Linked DNA regions of Homo sapiens: region 1 is linked to region 2. A link is an interaction called in ENCODE POLR2A ChIA-PET data of the cell type or tissue named here. Cell type or tissue: CD4-positive, alpha-beta T cell. All regions are shown on one strand. Links, peaks and the distances in the headings refer to the core of each region. The heading gives the core; the rest is flanking DNA.

Region 1 (9,640 bases), core at 670-8,669, 500 kb before region 2:
AGTAGCTGGGACTACAGGCCTACTCCTGGCTACTGTGGCATCACCACACTTGGCTTTTTCTTTTCTTTTTATTTTTTAGAAACAGGATCTTGTTATGTTGCCCAGGCTGGTCTCAAAACTTGTGGCCTCTACCGATCCTCCCTTTTTGGCCTCCCAAAGTACTGGGATTGCAGGCATGAGCCACCGCACCCAGCCTCTTTCTTTTATTTTTAAAAACAACAAGAAATAGGACTTATGGATGCTCAGTAAGTGATGGTTGGATGCATTCCAAGGCTGGAAGGTAAGAGGCCATCATCCTCTAGGTTAGAAGGAACCTGTCGAAAGGAAAGGGCTTTCGAGTCTTTTTGGTTGAGAGGCCTGGACCCACCAGGGCATCTCTTTTCAGCATCTTGGTGGTTTCACCATTGCTGACGGTCTCCCATGAGCATTCAGGGCTGGGATGAGACCTTGGATGAAGAACCTAGAGAGCTGAACCCATCCTGTGAGCCCAGATGAGTGGAGCAGGGCAGGGAGGCAGGAGAGGCATCCATGGAGGTCCTGGGGTACAGCTGCTGCCGAAATGGCCAGGATGTCTATGGCAGGAAACCCAGCCTCAGACACACCTGCCCAGCCTGAGGGTGTGGGCTTCTTTGAGCAAAAGCTTTGTTCTGAGAGTGACTGTGCAAGGTAGTTCTATAAACAGTGGCAGAACTTCAGATGGGGATTAAAGCCCCAAACCTCTCTCCTCTGTGTGTACTGCTAGAGGGGACAAGTCTGGGCCTGCCCTCTGCCTGGATTTCCAGTGCCTGTTAGAGCTCTCTCTCTCTCTCTCTTTCTTTCTCTCTCTCTCACACACACACATGCACACATACACTGCTTATACTACCCTGAGTATAGTCTGAGTGCCTAGAAATTAGGAAGCACACATCAGATTAAGACACTGGCCTTTGAATCAGCCGGGATAGGGTCACAGCTCTTACATCTCTAAGCCGTAAGACCTTGGTCACCTTACTCAGCTCATCTGCAAAATGGAGAAACCAGCTCCTCAGGCAGTGAGGATTAGATTACACTCATGTTTGGCAAGTGCATCGCGGAGTGCCTGGATCAGAATGAGTGCTCCATAGACGGAAGCTACTAGAAAAATCGACTTAAGGGCTCACCTCATCAAGCTCCAGACTTCTTGAGCTGAGAACTTAGTTGCTGTTAGGTGTCCAAACATACTTTCTTTTTCTTTCTTTCTTTTTTTTTTTTGAGACAGTCTCACTCTGTTGCCCAGGCTGGAGTGCAGTGGCGTGATCTCAGGTCACTGCAACCTCTGCTTCCCGGGTTCAAGTGATTCTCCCACCTCAGCCTCCTGAGTAGCTGAGACTACAGAAGCCTGTCACCACGCTCATCTAATTTTTGTATCTTTAGTAGAGACAGGGTTTCACCATGTTAGCCAGGCTGGGCTCAAACTCCTGACCTCAAGTGATCTGCCTACTTCGGCCTCCCAAAGTGCTGGGATTATAGGCGAGAGCCACCATGCCCAGCTAAATATACTTTCTTCACTAATGGAAGAAGGTCTTACTCCTAGTTGGCCCAAGTTGAGTGGAGACACACATGTTCACACAGCTGCATGCACACTGCTTGAAGGGTTGTCAGATGTGCATACTACCCATGGCAACAGTGAATACTTAACAATGAATAACCCTTGACACCTTGGCCCCTGCTGCACTTGCTCCCCAAAGCCTTCCTTCTGGGGTCTGACCGCTCCCACAGGTACACGGCTACCCTCTCCCTTTTCGGTTCTCTATGTTGGTCTTGGCTCCAACTAGTCTCTGAATTCAAGCAACTAGGATCTATGCTTATATATCCCTGTTGGACTCTGGCCCTGCACGTTGGTTAGGGGCGGTATAGCTTACTGGCTAAGAACACAGGATTTATATTCAGACAGCAGTAGGTTTAAATTCCAGCTCTGCTATGACCCACAGATAAAACTGGGTGCAAGTATTTTCAGCCTTTGCGCATCTCAATGTCCTGGACACTAAAATGGGGGTAATAATGGTATTGAAAGGTTCTTTTTTTCTTTTATCTTCCATGCCCCGATTGTTGGACGAAAAGGGTTCTTATAACAATTTAAATTAGTAATATTTATAAAGCATGTGGTAGATACCAAATAAATATTAGCTATTGTTAATTTCATTAATAGATTTAAAAAATTAATTTAGTGCTAAAAATAAAACGTGACAGGATGGATGACTCTGGACTTACAGAAAGAAGAAACCAAGGGTACACCTCAGACTCATTCTTATGTTTTATTATTTATTTATTTGAGACAGAGTCTTGCTCTGTTGCAAGGCTGTAGAGCAGTGGTGCGATCTCGGCTCACTGCAACCTCCGCCTCCCAGATTCAAGTGATTCTCCTGCCTCAGTCTCCCCAGTAGCTGGGACTACAGGCACCTGCCGCTAAGCCCAGGTAATTTTTGTATTTTTAGTAGAGATGGGGTTTCACCATGTGGGCCAGGATGGTCTTGATCTCTTGACATTGTGATCTGCCCGCCTCGGCCTCCCAGAGTGCTGGGATTACAGGCGTGAGCCACTGCGCCCGGCCGGCTCATTCTCATCTTTAAGGTGGGTTCGGAGAAAGGAGATGGAAATGGCCTTCACTCTGGCAAAGAAGGACGGAAAAGTCCCTGGTGACTCATTGGGACGTACTGCTTTGCTCAAGGCTCCTATTGTCATCTTGAGGCAAGTTCTGCTTTCCAAGACCATTGCCTGAATACTGTTTATGATACTTTTTGAGGAAAGGCATTCATTCATACAAGGTAAATGAATTACTGTTATGCAAAGTAGGAAACCCACAGCAGTGTTTGGAGTCCTTTTGGACAGTCTCTTTCTTTTAAAAAATTATGTCTCTTAATTCTTATTTATTTGGTATCTTTTCTTTTCTCCACTGTTTCTAGAAAAAACAAAATGCATGGCCAGTGCACGGTGGCTCACACCTGAAACCCCAGCACACTGGGAAGCCAGGGAGGGCAGATGGATTGAGCCCAGGAATTTGAGAGCCTGAGCAACATCGTGAAACCCCATCTCTACAAAAAATACAACAAATTAGCTGGGCGTAGTGGTGGACACTTGTAGTCCCGGTTACCAGGGAGGCTGAGGTGGGAGGATCACCTGAGATCGGAGGTTGAGGCTGCAGCGAGCTGTGGTCATGCTACTGCATGGCAGCCTGGGTGACAGAGTGAGACCCTGTCTTGAAAAAAAAAAAGGAAAAAAATGCAGCCTCCACTATGTTAGATCATGTAACTACTTAAAACTCTTCTAGTGTTTTCCATCCCACTCAGGACGTAATGCCAAGTCCCTGCAACAGCCCATGGAGCCCTGCAGGGCTAGGCCTCTCCACGCTCGGGTGGCCTGCTTCCTACCCACTCTGCTTGGTTGCTCTCCTTCAGCCACACTGACTTGCTTGTAGTTCCTGGAATGCGTTGAGCAAACATTCCCACAGGGCCTTTGCACATACTGCTCCCCGGCCTGGAATGTTCTTACCTCCGGTGTCCTCATCCTCAGTCCCTCACGTTTCTCAGGTCTCCATTCAGAGGTCATTTTATCCAATGGGACCTTCCTGACAACCCTATCTAGCACCAGCCACCCTGTCACTCTGTCTCCTTACCCCATTTGGCCTTCCTGCATCGCACTTATTACCTCCTAAAGTGTGTGTGCATGTGTTTAATTGTCCAACTTCTCCCGCTAAGATGTAAGCTCCTTGAGGACAGAGATTGTACTTAGCTCGCCGCTTTGGACCTAGCTCCCAGCACCATCCTGACGGTCAGTGGGCACTCAGTAAATACTGAATGAATGGATGTTGAGTGAATGATGACAACCTGACTCTCCAGACTGTGCATGTGAGTGCAGAGGAGGGACTACTTTGCAAATGTACTTCACTCTGAGAGGCCTCAGATGCTCTGTAATCAGTGCTGACTCACTCCACCGACGAGAAGACCCCAGTTGGGTAGTCAGCTTCCTTCACCATGACCTTGGCCTCTGTGACTGTTTTAAGTACTAAGCCTGAAACAAAGCATAGGTCCCAGACGAGCTGATGAGTTCCCAAGAGAAGGTCTTGCATATCCCACCGGTTCAATACATGTTTGAACAAAAGTGCTAAAGGAAAAGGGGGAGGACATGGCTATGGAAAAACAGACCTTATACGGTATGTGCTAGTTTAGTTTTCTTTGCAAGAGAGTTGGGACAGAGGATTTCTCAGAGTCAAAGGAAATACTTTCGATGACCTCCTACCTTACTTTCCTTCTCCTTGGTATTTTATGTGATATTAGGAAATCAGAGAGGGCTTTATTCTCTATTAATCAGAGTATATCTTGGAAGATCAAGAAGATGTTCAATGCCCTTCTCACTATTCAATCACAAACTTCCACCAAGATAAAAAGATGAAAGTTACTTCTTACAGAGATGGATTTTTAATAGTGCTTTTTTTAAAAAAGTAAGTGCTCTTTGTAAGGAAAGGAACAGTCAAGTAATGCAGAAGAGAACAAGGAAGAAAGAAAAATGATCAGTCAAGATCTTATCCCGTGAAGAAGCTGCAGTAACATTTTTGCAAACATCTTTCAGGATACCTCTCAATATATACGCAACGTAGATGTGTGGATTCCCTTTCACCTACATGGGATAATATCATACAATTTATATAAACTGATTTCTTTGCTTGATACTATATTATGGGGGCATCTTTCTATGTGTGAATCTTTATTTTTTCTTTTTTTCTCTTTAGTAGCTTTTTTTTTTTTTTAAATAGAGAGAAGGTTTTGCCGTGTTGGCCAGGCTGGTCTCGAACTCCTGACCTCAGGTGACCCACTGGCCTTGGCCTCCCAAAGTGCAGGGATTACAGGCGTGAGTCACCGTGCCCAGCCCATTTTTAATAGCCTTTAATGGAACAGTAGTATGGCATTGTATGTGTGACCTAGTCAGTTTTCTATTGATAGATATTTAGGTTGTTTCCAACTTCTTGCTGTTAGATAAGGTTGGATGAGCAACTCCATGGGTGTGGCTTAGGAGGCTCTTGTCTCAGCTGAATCTTTAGTAATCTCTGGCATTCCCACTCAGGAAATCCCAAAGCACTAGTGGCCAATGGTCCCTGTCTCCATGCCTAGCCAGAAAACACTGTCTTCAAGGCCCCAGTTCTTCATGTCAATCAAATTGGTTCTATTCATGTGTGGGGAGGCAGACTTGTTTGCTTATTTTTGTTTTCCTAAAAAAATTCAGCAATGCTTTTATATCGTACTTGGCATCAATTATTTGCACCCCTCTAGAATCCATCCCTTCATTTTCTGATGATAACAATTCCTGAGGAATTACCCCTCTCCCATTGCATAGAGTCTTGGTGAACCTGGAAGTGGAGGTGGCGGGGCAGTCATTAAAACCCTGTGCGGTTGCCTGCAACAGCCAGCCTCCACTCCATTCCTTCCCTCTCCTGCCTCCTCCCTCACTGCACAGCCTCCAGGTCACAGGTTTGGAAGCTACTGGGGTTGGCAAGAAAGCAACTCATAAGACTGAGCCGTATTCAACAGAGAGACACCAGGAAACCTGGAGAAGTGGGTGTGTGTTATCTCGGGGACCTTAAATATTCCCTTTCCTTTGCTTTGGGGCACAAGAGGAACATAAGCATGAAATAACAAACTTCAATGCTATGTGGTTTTGTTCTTTAAAATGTCGTCTCTTTTTTTCCCATCATTGAACTTGTCAGGGAGGCTTCTCTTGGCTAAACCCCACTGCGCTGGGTCAGAGCATGCCTCACTATTATTAACCTGTTCGACAGCTGAGGACGCTGAAGCACCCAGAAGCTACGTGACCCACCCAGGATCAGGTGGCAGCAGCCAAGCGTCCTGGGACTCGCACTCTAATGGCAGGCACTGCGCTTGGCTCGGGCTGAGCTGTCCTGGGGCACGCAGCAGCAGCAGCAGCAGCCAGGAAGCCCAGCTCCTGTTACAGGATGAGGTCTCAAGCTGGGGGCTGCTCTTCTTTCTCAGGTGTCAGTGTTAAAACAGCCACAGAAAGAGCTGTAGAAGAGCCCTTGGTGATTTTGCTTTGGAGGGTGTCTGGTCACAGAGTCTGCAGATAGGCGACGGCACTTTCATTATGTCTGTCACCATCGTGGGGGGATTAGGAGGCCCTAGGGTAGGGGACTGAATAGTTCACTGTGGCCCTCCACTGACAACACTAGGTACTGAAGGGTATCAGTTGTTCAACCTCAATTCTAGGGACAGAGGGGGTGGCGGCAGGAAGGAAATGCACCCTATTGAATGTCTACTCCCAGCCAGGCTTCGTTTGGGGTGCCTTCCTGTAGATTGTTTCATGGACTCCTCATGTCAACGCTGAGAGCTCAATCAACAACTTCAGCTTCTCTCCTCCTCTTCCTCCTCCTCCTTTGGGTTGACGAAATCAGATCATCAGAGCTGCTAAGCAGAAAGTAGCCATTATAATATGATGGAGACAGAATTTTAACTCATGGATGTTTTGGGTCCAAAGTTAAGCTTTTCCCTGTTACTATCCCGGCCCTCAGTAGCACCTCGGGACAGGCAGAGTTTTGCCCCGAATCCCTCTGGAGTGAGAAGCCTTTCTGGAAGGAGCACTGCCGAGTCTCATAGACCCCGGTCTATGTCATAGACCCCTAGACACTGGCTTCTGCTCCCATCTGATGGGTCATCTGAGCAGAACAATGTCAAAAGTTGGTGTTTTCTCTGAAACTCTGAGTCTCCCTCCAGACTGCGGTTGGCTCAGGGCACCATTTTGGCTGCAATCCCGCAGAGTTTCATTTTCACTTTTTTATTGAAAAATCGAGATCTGGGGAATTAGAGCCTTTCCATATTGATTTTCCAGGGGCAAGTGAAAATTACATTCTGTACAGGACCAAGAAAGTGCCACCTTTTGTGGCAACAGGGCTGACGGTGGTGATGACGTGCAGGAAGGGGGACGATGGGGCAAACAGACATAGTTTCCATGTAATTTTTTTTCAAAGTGAAAAGGTAAAAAAACTAATTTGGGTTCGTATAAAATGACTTCTGGAATTACAATTTTATTTATTTATCTGTTTATTTGTTTTTATTTATTTATTTAGTTAGTTTGTTTGTTTGTTTGAGACAGGGTCTCACTCTCGTTACCCAGGCTGGAGTGCAGTGGTGCTATCTCAGCTCACCACAGCCTCTACTTCCTGGGCTCAGGTGATCCTCCCAGCTCAGCCTCCTGAGTAGCTGGGACTACAGGCGTGCGCTACCATGCCCGGCTAATTTTTTGTATTTTGTTAGTAGAGATGGGATTTCATGATGTGTTTTGTGTTTAGTTGAAGGGAAAGTTGAGGAGAGACAGGTGAGAACTTTGGAAAATATGAATCTGAGGTTTCTCCTTTGAGCATGTCGGGTGGTGCGTCAATCTGCGTTTGGCCCTCTCCCCCGCTGACGTCACCCAAGCCTAGTGTTTTAGGACCGTGGGGAGAACCAACCAGAGTTCTGGTGCATTCATTCACTTTGGGGTCCAGATCTCTGTTCTGGTCTCAGATCTTTCTCTGCCAACTTACTATCTAGAGGACCTTTCACAAATTCACTAAATTTCACTTAATTTCCTGAACCTTGACTTTTTTCCCTGTAAATTGGGAGTAATAATAGAAACTACCACAAAAGGTTGTAGTGAGGATTGACTGAATAAATGTTACTTGATTGATTGATGAATAAACAGGATAACTTGTGTAAAGCACTTGGTTTTGATAGACAGGTGTCTCTTACATGTAATAACAATCTCCTATTTCCTGGCTAGTCCAAAACCCCAAGAAATTTGAGGTCTCACGGAGTTTGTGGTATTCAGGTCAGGTGGATATATTTGAGGTATGCTTTTCTATTTTGGATTTTATTTCCTCTTTTCTGTTCCACCATGGTAAATGCCTCCTAGCTGGTAGTGGGTGAAAATCTTTTATCCCACTTCTGGGGAAAGCCACCTTCTGGGGAAAGACCTTCTGTGAGTTAATATCCGGAAACAACTGGTTCCTTTCTTCTTGTCTCCTTCCCCTTCCCACCCTCTTTAGCACCTGTGAAATGTCCTATTTTTCCCCCTTTTCCATATGCAGGCTAATTGGTGACATCAACCAAAGCCCTGAAAGTGATTCTGGCAGAAAACGAACATGTCTCTGCGAAGCAGGTGAAGAGCCCGAGACTTTGGAATAGACACACTGGCAGCGACGGGGATGAGACCTCACCAGGGAGGAGGTGCTAAGCCCAACTGCAGGATGTCTCTGGGTGTCCTCCAGGCACCCCAGCTTTGAAGGCACCCCACCAACCCGGGATCCACAAACGTTTCCGCCAGATGTGCAGCCCTTGGAGCAAGTCGTGAAACAACTGCTTTGAAGATGAAGAGCCCTCGGAGCACGCTAAGTAGCTGTATTATTGTCGTGCAGTGTGTGTCACCCTGCGGAGGATTCAACTCCCAGCACTGTCACCGCTGGGGAATTAGTGAAAGGCAAACTCAGCCGGAAATGCCGAGTGCCAAAAAAGAGGAGCGAATAAAATGCTGGGGGTGGGAGGAAGGGGACGGTGGGTGCCTGAGCTTTGAAATTCTGCCACTGAAAGTTCTCTCCCATGGTTCCTTTTCCAACCCGCCCCGAGTGCAACAACTGGACCCGCCATGTGACAGGCGCTGCAGACGGATCGCGTTTCACACATGCAGCTGTAATATCTGGCACACAGGTGTTTGGTTCTGTGTTTGCCAGCTGCTCTGCAGCGCCCTGCTACAATGGATAGGGGTCGGGGGGAGGGGAACCCTCACACTTGTTGCTGCCAAAAGGGAGGAGGGAGCTGGAGATTCCTGCCCCCCGGCCAAGAGCTCAGCATTTGACTCTGCTTGGGTCTCCCCCAGTGCCTGCTTTAGAGGGTCCTGGGGCCTCTTCTCATGGGCTCACCCAGGACTCGGCTGTGGCTGGCTGGGAGGGCGAACAGGGCGTCTGGGAAACCTCCAAGCAAACTGGCCAGGGCCCCAGGAAGCCAGGTCCGGAGGCAGCGCACCCGGGGATAGGAGGCCACTGGGCTGTTGAGTCAGCTTCCAACTTCACCTCTGAGCAATTGTGAAACCTTGGCCAGGTTTCTTGCCCTGTCTGGTCTTAGTTTCCTAATCTATGAAATGGAGTATGTAACTCCTGATCCACCAGCCCTCGTCTGTGAGGACTCCATGAAGCACTCAGGGAAGCAGCGTTACTTTTGTTATTCCCACCTGGGGAAGGTGGGACGGGGCAGAAACTCACCGGGCTCCTGGGCCATATCCCTGGACCCCTGTCATTGAAGCCTGGCCCAGCTGTTCTGGGTCTGAGGCCCAGATATCACCAGTGTCCAGATATCACACAGATCATTGGTTTTCTGCTCTTTTTCCCTCCTCAGGGAGGAAGAGGCCTGGCCATTCAGGACAGTGAAGTCACCGAAGAAAGGTGGCAGCAGGGGAGACTGGGGGTGGACTCTCCAGCCCGTGCCCGCTGGAAGCCCCTCTCCTTTCCCTTCTTAGCACCTGCCGGATGGAGCGTCTATGCAGCTAGGACTGTTATATGGAGGGTTTTCTCCCGCCGTGGACTCTCTGGAGGCTATGGACTGTCTGCTTTGCCCATCATTCTGTCCCCAACACGTTGTCTGCATGAAGT
Region 2 (9,640 bases), core at 501-8,500:
CTAGTGAAATGGGAGTTTCAGAGGGATTGTTATCCAGGTTACACTGATAATAAGTGGCAGAGCCAGGATTTGAATCCATGTATTTGACTACAAAGCATATACTTTTTACCCCCATCTCAAGCTTTCTGTCTAGCACTTGCATTTTCTTATTTTTACAGATTAAAAAAAGTATGTGGCAGATGGTTTAGGCTAAATATAACCAAAGCTAAATGCATCTCCCCCTAAATTACTTACCACTGTACTTAATATTTATTTAGGATGTATTTTGTGTTTAGCACTAGCACAAGGAAGAATAATTTTACTTTTTAATAATATTTGAAATACATACTTTGAACTTCAAATTCATTCTCCCATTCTATTTATTCTTCCATGGCATTGTCTCAAATACCTGTCATTGGCTTCTCTCCTCTACAGTTTGACCCATCAGTTGGGTTTACATTTGTTTCCCACAGGTGATTGTGGTGAGCATGCACCCACTTTTGCAGCTATCTAATAAAAAGATGGAAATAGTTGGACAACTCATATCAACTATGAGAATGACTGGTGATGACTGATAGTAAGAGCTGGCTACTCATGCTAACGTTTGTTGCTAGGTATGTTACAGTAGTCTCTAATAAAAATGGTGGAAAATGTTATGAGAGGAAACGCAACGAAATATTTTTCTGGGTATAAAGTAATGTTACAAATTGCTTTTGGTATGAGTAGCCAGTTAAAGTTTCAAATATCATACTTAGATGATATTTTTAGAAACATGTTGAAAAATAGTCATGTGGTGCAGAATGATGTTTCAGTCAATGATGGACTGCATATATGACAGCGATCCCATAAGATTATAATGGAACTAAAAAATTCTTATTGCCTAGTGATGTAACATCATAGCACAATGCATTACGTTTTTATGGTGATGGTGGTGTAAACCAACCTATTGCATTGCCAGTTTTGTACAAAAGTGTAGCACATACAATTATATACAGTACATAGTACTTGATAATGATAATAAATGACCGTGTTACTGGTTTATGTATTTATTATACTGTTGTCATTTCAGAGTGTACTCTCTCTGCTTTATTTTCTTTTTTAAAGGTTAACTGTAAAACAGTCTCATGCAGGTCCTTCAGGAGGTGTTACAGAAGAAGGCGTTGTTATTGGAGATGGCAGCCCCATGCACATTATTGCCCCCAAAAGCCCTCCACTGGGACAAGATGTGGAGGAGGACAATGATATTGATGATCCTGACCCCGTGTAGGTCTAGGCTAATATGTATGTTTATATCTAAGTTTTTAACAAAAAAGGTAAAAAAAATTTAAGTAGAAAAAAGCTTATGGAATAAGGATATAAAGAAAATACTTTTGTACAGCTGTACAGTGTATTTGTGCTTTAAGCTGTGTTACTGCAAGAGTCAAAAAGCTACAAAATTAAACAGTTTATGAAGTAAAAAAGTTATAGTAAGCTGAATTTATTATTGAAGAAAGAAAAATATTTTGTTATTGTAGCCTAAGTGTACGGTGTTTATGAAGTCCACAGTAGTCTACAGTAATATACTAGACCTTCATATTCACTCACCAGTGATTCACCCAGAGTCACTTCTAGTCCTACAAGCCCCATTCGTGGTAAGTGCCCTATAGAGGTGTGCCACTTTTTTTTTTACCCTGTGTACTGTATTTTTACTGTACCTTCTCTATGTTTAGATTTGTCTAGATACACAGATACCATTGTGTTAGAACTGCGTATTCAGTACAGTAACATGTTCAGATTTGTAGCCTAAAAACTAGGTGTTTCTATGATGTTCACTCAGTGAGGAAATTGCCTAATGATGCATTTCTCAGAATGTATCCCCATCATTAAGCAATGCATGACTGTAATGGAGTAATGTGACCTGGTATTCTTTTTCCTTTTTATAGTTCACACTGTATATTTTTAAACAATACTTCAGTGTTTCAGTTTATTTGTGAACTTTGATTTGTGCACTCATTTACACATTCATACATACATTGATTCACTCCTTCATAAATACTTTATTGATGAAATATTACTTACTGGAAGTGCCAGTGAGGTACAGGAGATACAGCAGTACACAGTGCTGAAATAGTCACAGCCCTCATGGACTTGACAGTGTGTTTATCATTGGATTGGATTTAAGAGAATTAGCTAATTTTTTTCTGTTGAGAGTTCATGCCATATTTGACTTTTGGATTTTCTGAGATTTATATTAATACATTTGAAAATTTTGGTTTTAGAATTAGGCTAATGGTTACAGTTGTACCTCAGTTTATTGTGCTTTGTTTAATTGCACTTTGCACATATTGCATTTTGTACAAATTGAAGGTTTGTGGCAACTCTGTTGAGCAAGTCTATCTGTGTCATTTTTTCCAACAGCATATGCTCACTTGATTAGCATTTTTAGCAATAATGTTTTTAATTAAGATACGTACTTTTTAAAAGACATAATGCTATTGCACATTTAATAGACTATAGTGTAGTGTAAATATAACTTTTATATGAGCTGGGAAACCAGAATTTCATATAACTTGTTTTATTGCCATATTTATTGTAGAGGTCTGTAACTGAACCCAAAAGGTCTCTGAGATATAACTTGTATATAGATTTTGATTTGGTCACTACATATGTTTATGATTGTTAGCTTATACTTATTGGCATTCTGAAATTTTCCTTTTTTCACTTAATATTGTTTTTGTGCTCTGTCCGTGTGCAATGTAGTTACAGCTGTAGCTAAAGCTATTGGTAGGTTATGCCTTTTAGCTGCTGTATAGTATTCCATTTGAATATGTAGCACTACTTTTTATTTATTCTTTAATTGATAGACTTTTAGAATATTTCCCCTTTTCCTCTTCTAGTCAGTTAATACTACAATAATTGAGGTCTCTTATGAGTCAAAACTTTAAACAGCTTTGAAAGAGAGCTATCTTTTGTCTCATTAATGTAATTTTAAAATAGAAGTATTTGAATTTTGCCTTTAGTATTTTTGATATTTGGAGAAAGTTCCAGTTGACTTAGTTTAAATGGAGTCTAGTTTGTGTGCTTTTCATACCTTACCAGTAAAAGTCCTGAACTGGTCATTTTACTTGGAGTGTATGAATTGGCATAGCACAGTACTGAACAGGTAAAAGGAAACAAAGTATAGGAAAGCAGCTAATTATAGTAATTGCAGCTGGTTTCAAAGTACTTCTAACAGTTTGTGCATAATGCTTACTTGAAAGCATCAAATGGGTGCTAGTTGTGAAATAGAACACCTGTTTGTTGTTGAGCATGTGTTTATGCAGATGATTGTTGTTGTCAAAGCACCTTGATGTAGAGTAGTCCTGTTTACATTTACATTCTCCCCAAAGGATTAACAGTGTTCTCTCAATAAATTTGCAGTCTATTCTCCTCTCAAAGGCTGCTGTTTGGAGGGTGGTGTGAAAGAGGCAACAAGTGCTTGCTAATCACTTGAATATACATAATTAGCTGCAGTCTGGTGCACTGGATTCTTTGTAGAACCATAACAATACTGATTGGCAAATGCACATAACAATAGATGTGTCACCATATAGTCCTTGAGAGTGCTGGTTGTTTGTTCATTGGTATTTATTACTTATTTTTCTCAACATGAGTTAAATTTTTATTATCAGTACACAAACTCTTTTCCTGTTCTTTTAAATGAACCAGTGTGTTATATAACAACTCCGTCATCACTAAGAAGCAGTGTTGTAAATTTCTAGACTACCTAGAGTCTGAGGGTATTATTTAAAAACACATTTGCTGTATTTAGTAATTCCAAAGATTGAGAAACGTCCAGTCAGCCACCATCTCTTCCCTTTGGTAGGCTCAGCAAGGGAGTGGAGAAGCTTTTTAATGGAAGAAAGAGGCAGCTTTAGGTATGCTGTGGTTGGAAGGCTGTTGGCATGGGAAAGCTGGAAGTGTGGGTATCTTGTGTGACTGGTCTGGGGAACATCTTAGCTTTTTCTGTTTGGTCCTTGGTTGTCATTGCCCAAGTCCTGACCGTTCTGGGCTCTTGGCTGCAGAGCTTGTGGTTTGCCATCCTGCGTTGGTTGCAAAGGTTGTGGCTCAGAGTTCTGTGGTTATACATGATCTCACTGTTGTCCATTTTATATTCAGCCTCTCAGTGGGTAGTGTTGTTAAGATGAGGCGAAATTTATTTAGAAAAAATATGTAAATCTATATGAGGAACAATATTAAGTAAATAATGTAGATGGCATGTGAATATGACACAAATTGTGAAGGTGGTAAATGAAATTAGGAAGAAAGGAAAAACCGTTACATGGTAATTACATATGAGGCATTTCACTGAGTGTTTTCCCATTTTATTTCATTTTATCCTCTTCAAAGCTCTATAAGTACAATATCATAATCCTGAAATTATAAATGAAGATTCTGAGGGTTAGTGAAGTACATTGGTCCATGGTTGCACAGCTAATAAACAGGAGCTGGAATTCCAACCCAGAGCTTACTGACTTGAGCTTACTGACTTTTGACTCTAAAAAGAGGCACAAACTATTAGTTTACAAATGTGATCATTCCATGAACTGAGATCTTTCAGTGCGTCACTTCTAGTGCCTTCTATTTCTCTTCACAGAACACTCTTTTTGGATAAAGAGGGTTTAAAAAATAATCTCTCTATTGATTTTTAAATAGCTGCGGTGGCTAGCTTCCAAGTCTGCAACTATGTACTTCCTTGTTTCAAGCTGGCCTCACTATGTGTGTAGAGGACGCCTTGGCTTATCCTAGTTACTGTTGCTGTACTGAGACCATCCAGTAAGAGTGACTCAGAGCTTGCCCATTACCTCTTCTTGCCCCTTAGTTCTTGCTGTATATCAAAGCAAGTGTTTTCTAAATTCTTGCAGACTCTTTGTTCTCTATTGCCTTATTATTGGTGATATTGCATGCCATTTATCTTAAACGTATGGATGGTAGAAAACATGAGCTGCTACAACAACATAATATATATCTACAGCAGGCTATTATATATATTTTTTGCTTTCATTTTGGCATGTGGTAGATACTTACATATAAGAGTTTATGCTATGAGCAGAAATAATCGAAATGTCACGGGATCCTTCAGGTGTCACTCTGCCAGCCGGGAACCATTGTGGCCTGTGGCGCCCCTGCTTGAGTTTCACTCACTCCCACTGTGCTCGTTCCACCCACTCAGCCCGGCAGGCTGCACTCAGTTCGCCCAACCCGGATCCCACGCCTGATGAGGGCAAACCAGGCTCAGAGCACTGAAGGGTGTGTGAGAGAGCTAACACAGGGTCCGGCCAGCTGTGGTGGGGCAGGCAGCTCTGGGTGCTGGCAGAGGTGCCGGCTCCTTGCCAGGCTGCAGCTGGAGCAGGCGTACCACACGTAGTTTCTGGTGCAGGTGCTGGTGTCTGGAAAAGGGGGATGCGGTGGCACCTAAAAACTTGGGGACGCCAGCAACTGCAGAGCCTCAAGGAGTGGGTCAGGCGTGCTCTCTCATTCTCTCCACCCGCGGCTCGGCGAGCAGGGGGAGCAGGTTTCAGCTTGTTCAGTCCCACCACCTCACCCCAGCCGGCGGCTCCCAGGCTGGCCCAGCTCCACTGCCACTTCCTGTCACATGGGGCAGCTGCCCAATGCAGGCAGAAGGCAGGAAGGCTATAGTGTTACAGCCCTGGCTTGGGAAATCCTGATGTCTCGGCCCCCAGAAGTGTCACTGCTTTTCACTCCTGCAGTCCAGCAAATGGGAGCATGTCACCACCACAGTTTGGTGAGTTGGCCAGGAAAGTGTTGCAGCCCTTTTCATGCCCACTGTTGGGTGGGTCCCGAATTCTGGTCCTTTGTCCAGGAAGAATGAGGTTACGTGGACAACTGGAAGGTGAGCAAGGTGGAGAAGTTTTACTGAGTAGCAGAACAGCTCAGCAGAGAGGAGACCCAAAGCGGGCAGCTCCTAAGGGTAGTCCTTACTTACCTTGAGTCCAGCTGAAGCTGGGGTTTTTATGGGCTCAAAATGGAGGAAGTGTGTGCTGATTGGTCCCTGGGCAGGAGGAAGTGCGTGCTGAGTGGTCCATGGGTGGACCTGGAAAAAACACCATTTCATTGGCTGAAAGGCGTAAAGGAAATTCTCCCTCCAGGTTGTGGATTCCAGCTAGAAGGAGCAGCCAGGTTTTCAGGCTTCATGCTGTGTGTGCCCTGAAGGTTGGGTTTCACTGGGGACCTGTCCCAATCTGCCTAGGAATTTGTCTGCCTCCTGCCACTATCACAATTTTATTTCTGAAATACACAAATATTTAAAGCTGTTAGGAAGGTGTCAGTAGAGAGACTTGGAAAATACAGGCAAGATGAAAGTAAATTATTCTGGTAATAAAGTGACCCATTCTTATTAGGGAAAATGAAAAATATACATAAAGAAGAACACTGTAATCTATCATTTATTGTCCAGAGATATTACTAATATTTTATGTCTCCTTAATCTTTTGTCTATGCACATATTTTTATTTTTAAAATACAACATTTGGAATTTTATATCTTGCTTTTTTTCTCTTAATATTATGAACGTTTTCCCATATCATTAAGGACTTTTAATAGCATTTTATAATTATTTACCTAACAGTTCTCCCTGATCATTAGACAGTTAAGATAGATTTCAGATCTTTTTTTAAGGTAGATTTTTATGAGTGAAATTACTGGCTCAAAGGATATGGTTACTTTCATGTCTCTTTATAATCTATGAGGTACTTGATTTTTTTCCTGGAAAGGCTGTACCCATTTATGTTCTCACCATATTCTCATGCTTTAAACTCAGTGCATATGCTCTTATTTTCACTAGTATTTTGAATTCCACCCTTTTAATCTTTTCAAAATCTCAAATCATTACCTCTCTTGTATTACCAGTCTCTCCCTCTCTGCTTTATCATTCACACCGGCATATAAAGGTGCAATAGTATCTTCCATCCTAAAAAGAAAAGCCCCCTCTTGACATATTGCTTCCCATTCTGCTACTGCCTCTATTTCTGCTTCTCTTTTAATAAAATTTTATTGCATGGTTTGTCCACACTGGCATCTTTCATATTCTCACCTTGTAGTTAATTTTCTGCCCTAAACTCTAGTTTATTTGGATTTCTTACTCCTCTGAAGAGTCTAGTAAAAATCATTGACATCCGCGTGAACATTTTTCTCTTTCTTTTTCTCCATCTCTTAATATCATTCAGCACAAGTAGCAACTCAATTCTTGAAACCCAACCTTGGTTTCTCCTAACTCATTGGCTCTTCCTTTCTGATCTTGTATCAGTTCTTGATACACTACCTGATGCCTACTTATTGGAGGGCCATGTGACTCCATGGAGGACTCCTTTCCCTAAGGAAAAACTAAGTTTCCCTGAAGTCCTTTTTGTCTCTAATAACTTTTTACCTCTTCTGGGATGTCTGGCATATGACTCTTGCCTTAGAGTCCATAGACTGCAAATGAGTTTGTGCTTTTAATGACACGTACTTTAAAACTCATTGATCTTAGTTTTATTAAGTCTTTAGATTTTTGAAAATTTTCTTTCAAGTGGTTATTCTTTGAAATCGTGAAGAACTGACAGCATATGACCAGACAGTTTTTCTACAAAAGCATTGGGATTGCCTGTCCTGTCCTATCTGTTCCCATAAAGTTTTAGGTGAAATACAAAGGTTTATGATCTAAATTCACAATTGCTAGTATGATGCATTAGCACACCATAAGTTCACAGTACTCTTTGCACTATATTCCTGAATGATTAAAACTTACAGCTGGCATAGTATCAAGTGCTGGCTGCCCAAGTGTCTCCCTCACAACCTATAGATAGAGTTTATTGCCTGTCACAGAAAGGGAGTACACCACCTGGTTAGAACTTTGGCGGTTTCTTGGAGGGAAGAAAGCAAGGATAGTATGTACTGAGAATCAAAGTTTGGTTGAGGTTGAGTGAATACTGGGTGTGTGTGTGTGTTTGATTAAAATTGGATGATGACCATTATGCAACAGCAAGGGATTCAAAAAATCTTACATACTGTTGGGGCTTTCTATTGAATCGTTGATGCGTGTTTCAGGAGTTTGCTGTGATGAACAATCAAACCGTTTGCCAGGGTGAGGCTCTCCCTGAATAGTCAAGTCATGTTAACGTACACTGTGAGTTGTTTAGGGAGTTGATAGTTTTAGTCTTCAAGTTGTATGTGGTTTCTGTTAAACTATTAATGTCATAGGACTACAACATACTACTTCAAGCTCTTAAAATGGCTTTCCCTTATTTTTGAGAGATGTAGCTGAGTGCTGCTTATAGTCAGGTCAATTCTTATAAAACACCAACATCCCTCTATGCCTAAATATCAAATCAGTGTTATAATTATTTTTTTAAACTAAGATTATATCAAATTTTTTAGTTTGATACTTACAAAATAGTTATGATGCTTTTTTTTCTTGGTTCTCTTTTTTTCTTTGCTAGAAAGACTTTGAACTATAAGGATGGAGGTTCCTTTTCTGCAGACTTAAGAAAGAGGATGTGAAACTTGGTGTCATGAGTTCTAAATACCTCAAGTTATTGTTGCAAGAATAGGGTTTTCAGTTTTGCAATTTCAGCCTATAAATTACAATGAAGAGTAAGAGTCCTTATAATAATAAACTTTTGGGGCTGGGAGCAGTGGCTGACACCTGTAATCCTGGCAATTTGGGAGGCTGAGGTGGGAGGATCATTTGAGGCCAAGAGTTCTAGACCTTCCTGGGCAACATAGCAAGACCCTATCTCCACAAAAAGTGAACAAAATTAGCCACGCATGGTAGTGCATGCCTGAAGTCCCAGCTACTTGGGAGGATTGCTTGAGTCAGGAGGTCAAGGCTGTGTTGAGCTGAGATTGTACCATCGCACTCCAGCCTGGGCAACAGAGCAAGACCCTGTCTCAATCAATCAATCAATCAATCAACTAACTTACTTTTGGTATTGTATGCTGATTTATGAAGGTTGAACCTAGGATTAAATGTTGTCTTTTGTCTGCCCTTTATTTTTCTTCCCTTAACAGATGCCATGTTGAGCTGCCTTGTCCTGATTTTGACCCACAATGTGTATTCAGCCTCAGCACTTATTATGTAGGTTAGGCTCCTTTTAAATGTTAATGTTTCACATTTATGCTTGTGTGAATTGCTCATTTTCTGTCATAACCTGGGGGTATGGAAGGAATCTGTTGAAGACCAAGGAGGTGGGCTTTACCACAATACTGACATCTCTTCTCAGCTCAGGCAGGGAGCCTTGGCTAGGCCACCTATTGCCACTGCCTAAGTAGAAGGTGATTGGCAGAATCTTATCTGCTTTGCTTTGACTTTTCATTGCCAGAGTTTGTTGAAGGATGCCAGATGTTTGGGAAAACAAGTTTCTTTTTGCTTTCTATCCCTATTCTTGCCAAATTCTTACCTGTTTTTTCATGAGGATGCCCTGGCTTGCAAGAAAAAGCAAGAAAAATAAAAACATAAGTTTGATTCTTAATTTGAGCATTCTGACCCATTTTCAGCTTTATATATCCTTGGTCCATTTTTCTTCCTGTTATTTTGACAACTCTCATGGCTGTGGGACTGAGTGCTTGTTCATAGATAAATGTTAACTTTCTTTTGGGTTGAAAAAGAGAATATTGGTTGCTAAGTTGAGCAACCACAGACTGA

What was found. ChIA-PET counts read pairs that join two places held together with the same protein. Peaks named below come from ENCODE experiments on the same cell type or tissue, not always from the same donor. Only the 100,000 strongest peaks of a DNase experiment are listed, where the experiment ranks them.
Region 1: POLR2A ChIA-PET joins it to region 2 with 8 read pairs; 1 of 35 experiments calls an interaction of 5 or more read pairs at or near these places.

What each region holds. Positions count from the first base shown.
Region 1 is chr1:244,230,722-244,240,361 of GRCh38, reverse strand. It overlaps LOC105373262 (a long non-coding RNA gene), which reads left to right. Exons shown (of 3, transcript XR_949343.3): 3 at 8,087-9,614. Among named protein-coding and RNA genes, the nearest start is that of SPMIP3, 120 kb to the left of the region's middle. RefSeq lists enhancers at 548-597, 608-927, 96-1,295. In CD4-positive, alpha-beta T cell, for the core only: no CTCF peak of the experiment used is centred there; a DNase peak (open chromatin) is centred at 2,681.
Region 2 is chr1:243,726,560-243,736,199 of GRCh38, reverse strand. All of the region lies in intron 2 of AKT3 (AKT serine/threonine kinase 3), which reads left to right. Among named protein-coding and RNA genes, the nearest start is that of AKT3-IT1, 63 kb to the left of the region's middle. In CD4-positive, alpha-beta T cell, for the core only: no CTCF peak of the experiment used is centred there; a DNase peak (open chromatin) is centred at 4,729.